Regions from separate parts of the Homo sapiens genome. Here region 2 is linked to region 1. A link is an interaction called in ENCODE POLR2A ChIA-PET data of the cell type or tissue named here. Cell type or tissue: K562. All regions are shown on one strand. Each heading gives the region's core, and the rest is flanking DNA. Links, peaks and the distances in the headings are about the cores only. Region 1 overlaps MYLIP (myosin regulatory light chain interacting protein). Region 2 has its middle 12 kb from the start of LINC02543.

What was found. ChIA-PET counts read pairs that join two places held together with the same protein. Peaks named below come from ENCODE experiments on the same cell type or tissue, not always from the same donor. Only the 100,000 strongest peaks of a DNase experiment are listed, where the experiment ranks them.
Region 2: POLR2A ChIA-PET joins it to region 1 with 6 read pairs; 5 of 35 experiments call an interaction of 5 or more read pairs at or near these places.

Annotation. Positions count from the first base shown.
Region 1 is chr6:16,134,178-16,139,566 of GRCh38, forward strand. All of the region lies in intron 2 of MYLIP (myosin regulatory light chain interacting protein), which reads left to right. Among named protein-coding and RNA genes, the nearest start is that of MIR4639, 4.7 kb to the right of the region's middle. In K562, for the core only: no CTCF peak of the experiment used is centred there; a DNase peak (open chromatin) is centred at 2,086.
Region 2 is chr6:16,003,861-16,009,249 of GRCh38, forward strand. No RefSeq gene overlaps it. Among named protein-coding and RNA genes, the nearest start is that of LINC02543, 12 kb to the left of the region's middle. In K562, for the core only: no CTCF peak of the experiment used is centred there; DNase peaks (open chromatin) are centred at 1,261, 2,141 and 3,466; H3K4me3 peaks cover 173 bases.

The DNA of each region.
Region 1 (5,389 bases), core at 173-5,172:
CATTAAACAGGGAGCTTATCAACATTGTATCCCCAGAGTCTAATAAGTGTCTGTTGCATATTTGTTGAATCATAGAATTAAGAACTTGGAAGTAAACAAAAATGGGGTTAACTGATAACTACTAATATAAGCTTTCCTAATAGATTTTGAGATGTTTTTCACTTTGCTTTTATAAACTGAAAAGTTGAGAGTATCTAAAAGAAATCTCACCATTTCAAAAATGTTTTGTAGTGATTATTTTCTGTTTGAACTTAACTTAGAGCTTCCTCACATTCTTTTGCTTCCTTTCTTTCACCCCCTCTACACCATCCTAGACCATGTGTTTATTGTGGCTATTAGTTCTTTCCTAAAAGAAACTACCACTTATCTGGGCCGTCTATGAAAGTCAGATAGTTTTCAAGTTATAGCATCACTTTAACTGCAACCCATTTATAGTCCTAAGTACATATTAACTAAGTATTTCCCTGTCTTCCAACAAAAATCACTTTTAGACATGTGGAAATCTGGGAAAGATTGCATGCCCAAACACAAAATAGGCCCTGGAAAGTAAAAACAGTAAAAGCAGGCATGTGGTTATTTCCAAAGAAAGTATTTAATCAAATTTTAAATTTCTGATATAATTTTTTCTTTTGTTAAGGCTATAGGATGTTTGTGTTATTATATGTGTTTATTTCAGCCAAGGAACGCCTGTCTGGGTATCTTTAGGCCCTTTTTGAATTTCTGGTACTTATATATTTGTATGAAATATTCAAGGAAGGTTTTTAAAACGACATGTAAAATTAAATCTGAGCATTTAGAAGGCACCTAGGGTCAGACTCAAGGTGACCAGTGTTGAGCAGCTGTAGGGACACTAGGTGTGTTTCCTCTGAATGGTGTCCCACTGTGGCCTGTTCCCAGCCCTCTTCTGTACCAGCAGCAGGACCTAGCAAGTAACTCAGAATGTGAAGGCAGTTAAAAAGATGATGAGGTCTGAAAATTCCTGAACCTTCCTGGCCTCATGGAATGAATGTACCAAAAAGCACTCCTTGGCTGATCTATATTGTTGGGAAAGAGATTGTAGTTAACATTTTCAGATTTCAGGGCTGCCTAGATTGGTGTTTGCCTAGGATGGGGATCTACTGTGAGTGAATAAGCACATTTTTTTAGAAGTGCAGATTTTCTGCTTTCAATTAGAAGTGTTCTTCTGGTGTGGGTTGTGATCACTTTTGAAGTTGGAAATTTTCCCAGCTGCTGCCCTCCACATCTTTTAACTGCTTTAGAGCAGGAACACTTTCATCAGTGATTCTCATTTTGTACTTTGGGCTTTGAAAAGGATCTCCTTAAGCCTACATAGAGACCTAACTTGGTAATTATTTGGCTGTGACAAGTTTCTCAGTGGCAAGCCCTCCATGAAGTAGATAGATGTGGTGGTTCACGTTAGATATGGCTAGTTACTTGAATCCTTGACCCTAAGGGATTTTTACTAGTATTACTTCCTTAACTTATGAAAATTTTCAAACAGACAGGAAAATTGGAGATTTTTTACAGGGAACACCTATGTATATATACACACATTATATGTGTGTGTATACATATATCTATATATATATATATATATATATGTATGCTATATATTCTATATAGTGTATATATACAGTATATATTCTATATAGTGTACATGTACACTATATATTCTACTCTATAGTATGTATACTAAGTATATACTATATATACTAAATTCTAATATTAATAGTTTACTCTACATGCTTTATTACATATTCATCCATTTATCAGTCCTCTATCCACCCATCAATCTGTCTTATTTTTAGATGCATTTCAAAATAAGTTGTATATAAGTATGTTTCCCCGTAAATACTTCAGCATGCATAACATTAACTAGAACTCAATGTTTGCAGTTTTTTCTTTTGATGTAAAATTTACATAAATCCTAATTATACCATTTAATGATTTTTGACAAACAGCTGTGCTTGTTTAAATAAAACTGCTATCAAAATTTAGAACATTATCATCACTCCAGAAAGTTCCCTGAAGCCCTTCTGCAGTCAACCCCTCCCCTTCTTTCCCACCCCCACCCACCGCACACCACACCTCTGTCATGTGTTCTTCTACCAGAGATGAGCTATGCCTGTGCGGCCTTATCTATATGGAATCTTGTGGTATGCACTCTTTGATATCTGGCTTCTTTTGTTCATCACAGATTTTTTGAGATCCATCCATATTGTCCTATATATCAGTGGTTGGTTCTTTTATATTGCTGGATAGTATTCCATTGAATGAATCTAGTGTTTGTTTATCCGTACTCCTAATAATGAACACCTGTTTTCCAGCTATTATGAATAAAGCTGCCATAAACATTCTAGTATGTACCTTTTTTTTGTAGACACATATTTTCATTTCTCTTGAATAAATAAATACCTAAGAGTGGAATAGCTGGGTCATGGAGTAAGTAATCATTTCATTTTATAACTAACTGCCGGACCTTTTCCCAAAGCTATTTGGCAACTGTGCTATTCTGTACTCCCAGCAAGAATGTAAGAGTCTAGTTCCTCCACATCCCTGCCAGCTTTCTGGTGGGTGTGTAGTGGTAGAGTGTTGTGGTTTTAATTTGCATTTCTCTGACAATTCATATTAAACACTTGTTCATGTGTTTATTGGCCTTTCATGTATCTTTTTCAAAGTGTCCAAGTCATTTACTCATTTTTGTTGTTTGCTTTTATTTTTGAGTTGTACAAATTCTTCATGTACCCTAGATACCAGTCCTTTGTCAGATACATGTTTTGTAAATGTATTTCCTCCTGTGGCTTACCTGTTTTTCTGATGCCTTTTATGAGTAGAAGTTTTTAATTTTGGTGAAGCCTAATTTATCCACTTTCTTCTTTTGTGGTTTTTGCTATGTCCTGAGAAACCTTTGCTACCTGGAAGTCATGAAGATACTCTTAAGTTTTGTTTCTAAAGCGTTACGGTTTTAGCTTTTACATTTAGACCCGTGATCCATCTTGAACTGATTTGTGTTTTACTGAAATTAAAGATACAAAACAGAAAACTCTCATAGCAATTCTGTTGTGATTTGATAGCTTTTAAATATAACTTGGCAGTCAAAGTTTGTTTTAAAATAAACTGTGGTTAAGTGACTCATTGGACTGAGGCAGGCTGGCTGATGATCACCGTGGGTTCTGACAAGGTGAGAGCAGAACCAGCCATTACTCACTATGGCTAGAGTCAGTCATGGCTCTCCAGGAGAAATACAATTCAATTATTGGTAATTGAGAATTTGAAAAAAATAGCTGCTTAGCTGTTTTAAAGATGTAGGTTAGTTCTTAAATTTTGAGTTCAATAATGAATCTGGATATAGTTATTTTACATTTGTCATTAAAAGCTCTTAAAAATGGTGTAACTGGTGAGGTAACTGGAGGGCAGTAACTGAGAGGAACCCTCTATGATGAGCAGATGAACAACTTCCAATTGGTTTGCAGGAAGTTCTGCTTTGATTCCTAGATAATTGCTTTATGAGACAAGCCTGTGTTTAGAGGAAAGTTCTCTGATTACAACTCTTAAAAGATAAATGATCTAACTTCATTCCTTAACATTGTAAGAAGGAATTAATTTTTAAAAGAGAGAAAATTTGAAGTACTTTGAAAGAAAAATATAGTAAGAATATGTGATTCATTTTTAAAATTAAAATTTGGCATATCCTTATATTCACTCCATTAAAAAAAAAATCTATAATGCTCAGTAAATGTTAATTCATCTGTGCCCACGATGCCAGGACATGAGTTTAGCCAGAATGTTACGCCTTGGGCCCCAAAATGTGATCCATATATTGAAAATATCAGTTTTCTTAGTAACTGGGTAAAACTTAAAGAAGAGTCATGAATTAGAAGGTATAACCCGAAGAATGTTTAAAAGGTGCAGTTTGAGCTTATTTATGCTCATAGGATGTATTCATGGACATTTCCTTAAGACAGAGAAAACAGTTTTTTTCCAAAGGCTTTCTTTCTGTTTGTGATTCTAGGATGTAGCCTCTATTGAATTGAATATGTCATCTACTTTTGATCTTTAGTGCAAAAGCATTCACTGCAGGCATAACTTATTTGACCACATCTGCTTGTTTTGATATTATTGGTAACATTTTGCCTACTTTACAAAAAAAAAAAGGAGGGGGCAAAACCCAGGAGCCAGATAGTTACAATCCAGATGGTTTGAGGGGAAAATACTAAGAGAAAATACTTGATTCAAAACCACCCATAAATATTGAGCCATCACTGAAGTTCTTGTTGGAAACATGTCTCTGAGCTCTGCTATCCTCTGTCTTGGAAAGAGCCTATTAGAGTGCTGATCTTTGCTACTAGTACTCTGTTGTACTGTTCTCCTGGAGAGCATAAACTTGTCACCCAAAAGCTAGATTGTGGCTGGAGTTATTTTGATGGGATATGTCCCTTTATTGTAAAAGGCTGTAAGTCCATCTAAAAAGGAACTCTCAGACATGTTTACCCTAAAACCCCAGCTTAGGGCTGGGCACAGAGGCGGTGCAAGACAAATATTTATTGGCTTGAAATGAAAAGGTTGCTTTATAGCCATGAAACTGCAAAATGCAGGAAGGGACTATCAGAAAGCTGATGTTGACAGTAAGGAGAAGGATTTTTCATGCTTACCAGGCATCCTCTGCACTCCAGGCTAGAATGTGGAGTATGTCGAAAAGGTCAATCATCGCCCTTGCTAGATCTTTTCTTAAATTCTGGCCCATATGCTGAGAAGGATCAGTGGTGCTCTCAGGCTGCCTGCCACCTGTTTACATTCTGTTACTGCTTCTTTGCCTTTGATTTTGGCCACTGTCTCTCCGGAAGTGTAGGCATGGATAGGTTGCAAAAAGACACGGAATTGATTCAAAACTCTTCTTACTATCTAATAAAGCAGGAACTAGTCTCTAACTTTACACCTGAAAAATAAGTTAAAAGCCACTTTTGCCTGTAATCCCAGCACTTTGGGAGGCCGAGGCAGGCAGATCATGAGGTCAGGAGATTGAGACCATCCTGGCTAACACGGTGAAACCCCGTCTCTAATAAAAATACAAAAATTAGACAGGCATGGTCTAATGTAGCTATCGGGAGGCCGAGGCAGGAGAATCGCTTGAACCCAGGAGGCGGAGCTTGCAGTGAGCCCAGATCGTGCCATAGCACTCCAGCCTGGGCGACAGAGCAAGACTCCATCTCAAAAAAAAAAAAAAAGGCCACTTTTACATAAGCAGTAATTAAACTAAGAAGACTTCGTTTGTGGCAATATTCTTCAAGTCTTTCAGAGCGTAATTTCTTCTTTAACGAAAGCATAGATGCAGATTTTAGTTTCCTAACAGCACACCTCCACCCCAGTCGAATACAGAGATGGGTACATT
Region 2 (5,389 bases), core at 223-5,222, 130 kb before region 1:
TACCTGTGCACGCATGTTCCTCACTGTCATTCCATGTCAAACTGTCCACTGTGACTGCAGGTGTAATCAGGAAGTGGACTGAGGGCACATGGATGGGCAATAGTGTCTGCCACACGATTTCACAGGGCTGTTATAAAGATGACATGAATTTGTATTTGCAAAGCACATGGGGGAAAAATGCCTGGTCTTTAGGAAATGTCATTTAAGTGATTGCCAAATAAAGAGTGGGTATCCTTTGAAGCAGTAGGAAAGAATATTAGGCATAACAAAGATTAAATTGTTGAAATTTCATATCTGTAAAGGTAATATGGGTGGAACACTGAAACAAGTTCCACAATAGATTATGAAGGAACACTAGAAATGCCAGGAAACATGTAGGTAGATTATAAGCAGTGGCCTCTTCAACTCTGTAAAGTTGTCAGTCAATACCGTGTACTACATTAGCTGATGACAGTGATCCGGAGTGACCCTAGGAAGGCTGGGGACACAGGAAAACAAATAAAATGTATGCCATATTTAATCTATGCCTAGTTGTTATAATTTGGCACTGTAATTAGGCACAAATGACATGTTCTTTACATGAATTATTATAATTTGAATTACTTTTATGCAACCCTATAAAAGGTTTTTCTTTTTTTGGAGACAGTCTTGCTCTTTGCCCAGGCTGGAGTGCAGTGGCAGGATCTCGACTCACTGCAACCTCCACCTCCCGGGTTCAAGCAATTCTTCTGCCTCAGCCACCCAAGTAGCGGGGATTATAGGTGTGTGCCACCATGCCTGGCTTACTTTTGTATTTTTAGTAGAGATGGGGTTTCGCCATATTGGCCAGGCTGGTCTCAAACTCCTGACCTCAGGTGATCCACCCACCACAGCCTCCCAAAGTGCTGAAAATACAGGCATGAGCCACTGTACCCGGCCCCATTAAAAGATTCTCTTATTTGGTTAGTCCTTCAGTACCTAAAATTAGGAAAAGATTGTCCATTTTTCCTAATACAGTTTAATCGTTTCAACCACCTGTGTGCATGAATGAAAGTGTAGAAACGTAACCCACATACTCTGGCCTTTTGTTTACAACCTTCCTGACTCTCAATTCCATTCATTCTCACCCTGTCGGGTCTCTCCCACATGCCCCCATCCCTCCCCTGTTTTTCATGTGATTTTAAGGCATATGCATGTATTTCCCCTCCTCTTTTCCTGAGTGGTCTGGCTGGTGGCAGACTCTGTGTGGGGAAGTGTGCTCTTATCTTAGTACCATACTGTGGCGGAGATGAGAGAGAGAGAGAGAGATCCCTGACTCAGGAGGCGATAGGAGGAGCACAGTAGATATGAGCCCTGGCTCTTTTGTGTCTAGCAGTTCCAGGTAGATGGAAAGTGAAGGGTTGGACTTAATGAGAAATAAGGCTGTGAGAAGAAAGTGCTCAAGAAAGTTGGTTCTTGTTTCCAGGATTTCACTGCAAAAGCCTAAACAACAATCTTTGGCATGGGTCAAAGAATAAACCTACAACCACTTTCAAGAACCAGGGGAATAATCTTGAGTGGGAAGAGGAGGAAACAGCCATGCCTCCTATCCAACCTTGCCAGGCTCTTGTGTTACTGAAATAGAATAGTCTTCAGAGACACTTCCAGCATGTGTCACAGTCAAATGCTTTTGGCTGCAAGAAACAGAAACAAAACCAACTGAAAGTGGCTTAAGGTATAAGGAAATTTCGTATTACACAAAAGAAAATGTCCAAGATTGCTAAATTCATTGGTTCAAAAAATGTAATCCAGGATCCAAACTCTATTCTGCCAACCTTCATGTGTCATCCTTGTCCTCGGGCTGGCTCTCCCCACGGTTGAAGGTGTCTACTGCCTCTCTGTGTATCACAACAAACACAACCACATCCAGAGGAAGAAGAAACCGTCTTCATGTGTGCCTCTTTTAGGAGTGAGGAAAGCTTTCCCAGAAGTCACCCAGCAGACTTTCTGCCAGAACTCTTTGGTCACAATAGACTGCAAGGTCAGTCCTAAACAAGCCATGGGCAAGAGCAGGACCATCATGGCTGGCTCAGATGGATAAGAATTGACTGCCGGAGCTAGGCTGGAGCTGGTGACTCCCTTGAGTCACATCAGGGAGGAATAGGTTCCAAAGCAACTTTGGAACTCTGCCAACAAAGAAGGGGGTGGATTGAATGTTGGCTGACTACCAACAGTAGGGTTGTGAAGATGTCCTGGAGCCCCACTGATACTGTTTCTTTTTCCCAGCCTTTCCTACTTATTAGCAAATGGCTAAAGCTCCTTTGAAAAAATAAGAGCTCTTTGATGCCACAATTTCAAATGAAAAGCACTAAAGTCGGGCGTGGTGGCTCACGCCTGTAATCCCAGCACTTTGGGAGGCCAAGGCGGGCGGAGATCGAGACCATCCTGGCTAGCACAGTGAAACCCCATCTCTACTAAAAATACAAAAAATTAGCCTAGCATGGTGGTGGGCACCTGTAGTCCCAGCTGCTCGGGAGGCTGAGGCAGGAGAATGGCGTGAACCCAGGAGGCGGAGCTTGCTGTGAGCCGACAACGTGCCACTGCACCCCAGCCTGGGTGACAGAGAGAGACTCCGTCTCAAAAAAAAAAAAAAAAAGAGGAAAAGAAAAACACTGAAGTATGAATGTGGGTAGGAAGAGTGTGAGTTGGATGAGTTTCCCTTTAATTGGAAAAGTCTAACATGCAGTCTTTTCTTCTTTGGAAAGAGGAAGAGTACTAGAAATTAGAAAGGTACTTGGTACCTCAAGAGGTTGGCATAACCCTTTGTATACAAATTTATTGTAGTATTTACCATCTATTGTGGTTATTTACATATATATGTCACCCCTACCACTCTCTGAGTCCTTGATGGGCAGGGGACTACACTATTCTTCATCACATCCCTGAAACCAGGGCGGACCAGCACATATTTCCTGTCCTGCCAAGCTTCACTCATGCTCACCTTGGTAGGAACTGTGATGAGAAACACTTAGCTCCGTCTTGTAACCCAGACATACGTAAGTCTGGCTCATGCTGGTCAGATGGTTCCAGCTGACTAGGTACCTTTTCTTGCTCCCAGTTCCTGATGACATTTTCTTGAAAGAATTTGTCCACATCTAATCACCCTCTCCCCACACATATTCCTGCCCCTTACATCTTGAGTTACTGCTTCTCTCCTGCATTTTTAGTTATTTCCTCTCAATTCTTCTCCCTTTTAGGTCCCCAGCCAGCTTCAAGCTCCAGAAGACACTCCTCTGCTTTATCTTTAACTAAATGCCAGTCTATCGGTTATTTTAACATCTATTAACTACTGTAATACCACTATGGTTTTTGTCTTGGCTGCATTTGTCATTTCCTCTGATACCTTTTTCGTTAGGTTCATGTTTTCCTATTTTCCCCAACAATCTTCTCCTCCGCTGAGACCCATAGTCCCCACTGTTCTATTTCTGCCAATCACCATCTTATCTATTATACAGGAGCAGCCACCAAACTCCCATTTGCATCAACATGCAAAAGATGAATTATGTGTCCACAAAAAGGGGAACAAACACAAAAGAGGCAGTCCTGGATTTCCAAATGCCTCATACAAATGGGCAGTTGTACACGATCCCCCTGCACCCATCCCATCACACTCTTCAGTGCATATAAACTAGGAGGCTGCAGCATGCATAAATTCAATAAGTGCTTTCAGAAACCTATCAAGAAGAAATCTAATGTTCTTTTCCCTTCTACAGTTGATCCTAGTTTGTACCCATGCAAATGATGCTGATATTTAGACAACTTTAAAGGGCTTATAAAGTCCACAAAGGACTCTGACACCCAAATTAAAGTTGTATCCTTAGTTCACCTCACTGTGCAAAAGTATTGCCAAATATTTGGTGAAGTTAATCCCTATCTGACCACCTCCGCAATCACTAACCACAACAGGAGAAGTTAAAGAAATGAATTCCAGGCATGCATTATGATTTATTTGCTGTGTGAGTTTTAAGCTAAATCCTTAACTTTTGATATATATTTGATTTTCAGAATAGGCTGCAGAAGAACAAACTTAATGTAACTGCTTCACTGTAGTGTGAAAGACTGTCTCAGGCTCCTCTGAATCTGCTGTCATTTCTGTTGATTCATGAGGTTGGGTTATATTTTGCAAATTTTCTTTAATTAGTGTATATGTGTATTGTATATACGTTGCAGGTTCTTCTTTACTCCATTGTGGAGATGACTGTATAAGCTGTCAATGTCTATTCCCAGTGGTTCATGCTTTCTATTCTGCAACCAAAGAGAGAACAAGTTGATCAGCGATGTGGCAGTAATGCATATGTAAGGGCCTAGAAACCAGTGGTAAGAACATGAGTTTATGGAAACACTGCATACCAGCCCCTAAGGGAGTAATTACAGATAGACTTTGAAGCTGCTTAATAACTGGCAGCATCATAGATTTTTTGTAATCACCTGAGAAGCTGTAGATTAGCCTAATACAGTTCCAAGTACACAGAGGGTGGACAACAACCACTTGTTGAGCTGACTTGAAGCTTAAGAAGAAAGGCTGAAGCCTGTGCACATGGGAGGGGAGGAGCACCTAACCCGTTCTTAGAAATGAATGAAATCTCAGTGCTCTGTCTTCTAGCCCCTTTTGAGTTTGAAGTCAATTTTCCTAAGGTCAGTGTTTGAAGAGGAAGGAGTGGATTGGGGAAAAAGATCAAGGATGAGGTTATAAAGCTAACAACTTGAATTTACTAGGAGCTTACTATAGACCAAATACTATCATGATGAATGAAAGGAAACTCTGGACTCAGGAGCTTTAAACTAACTCTGCTATTTAATTAAAAGTCAGGAAACAACAGGTGCTGGAGAGGATGTGGAGAAATAGGAACACTTTTACACCGTTGGTGGGACTGTAAACTAGTTCAACCATTGTGGAAGTCAGTGTGGCGATTCCTCAGGGATCTAGAACTAGAAATACCATTTGACCCAGCCATCCCATTACTGGGTATATACCCAAAGGACTATAAATCATGCTGCTATAAAGACACATGCACACGTATGTTTGTTGAGGCACTATTCACTATAGCAAAGACTTGGAACCAACCCAAATGTCCAACAATGATAGACTGGATTAAGAAAATGTGGCACATATACACCATGGAATACTATGCAGCCATAACAAATGATGAGTTCATGTCCTTTGTAGGGACATGGATGAAATTGGAAATCATCATTCTCAGTAAATTATCGCAAGAACAAAAAACCAAACACTGCATATTCTCACTCATAGGTGGGAATTGAACAATGAGATCACATGGACACAGGAAGGGGAACATCACACTCTGGGGACTGTTGTGGGGTGGGGGGAGGGGGGAGGGATGGCATTGGGAGATATACCTAATGCTAGATG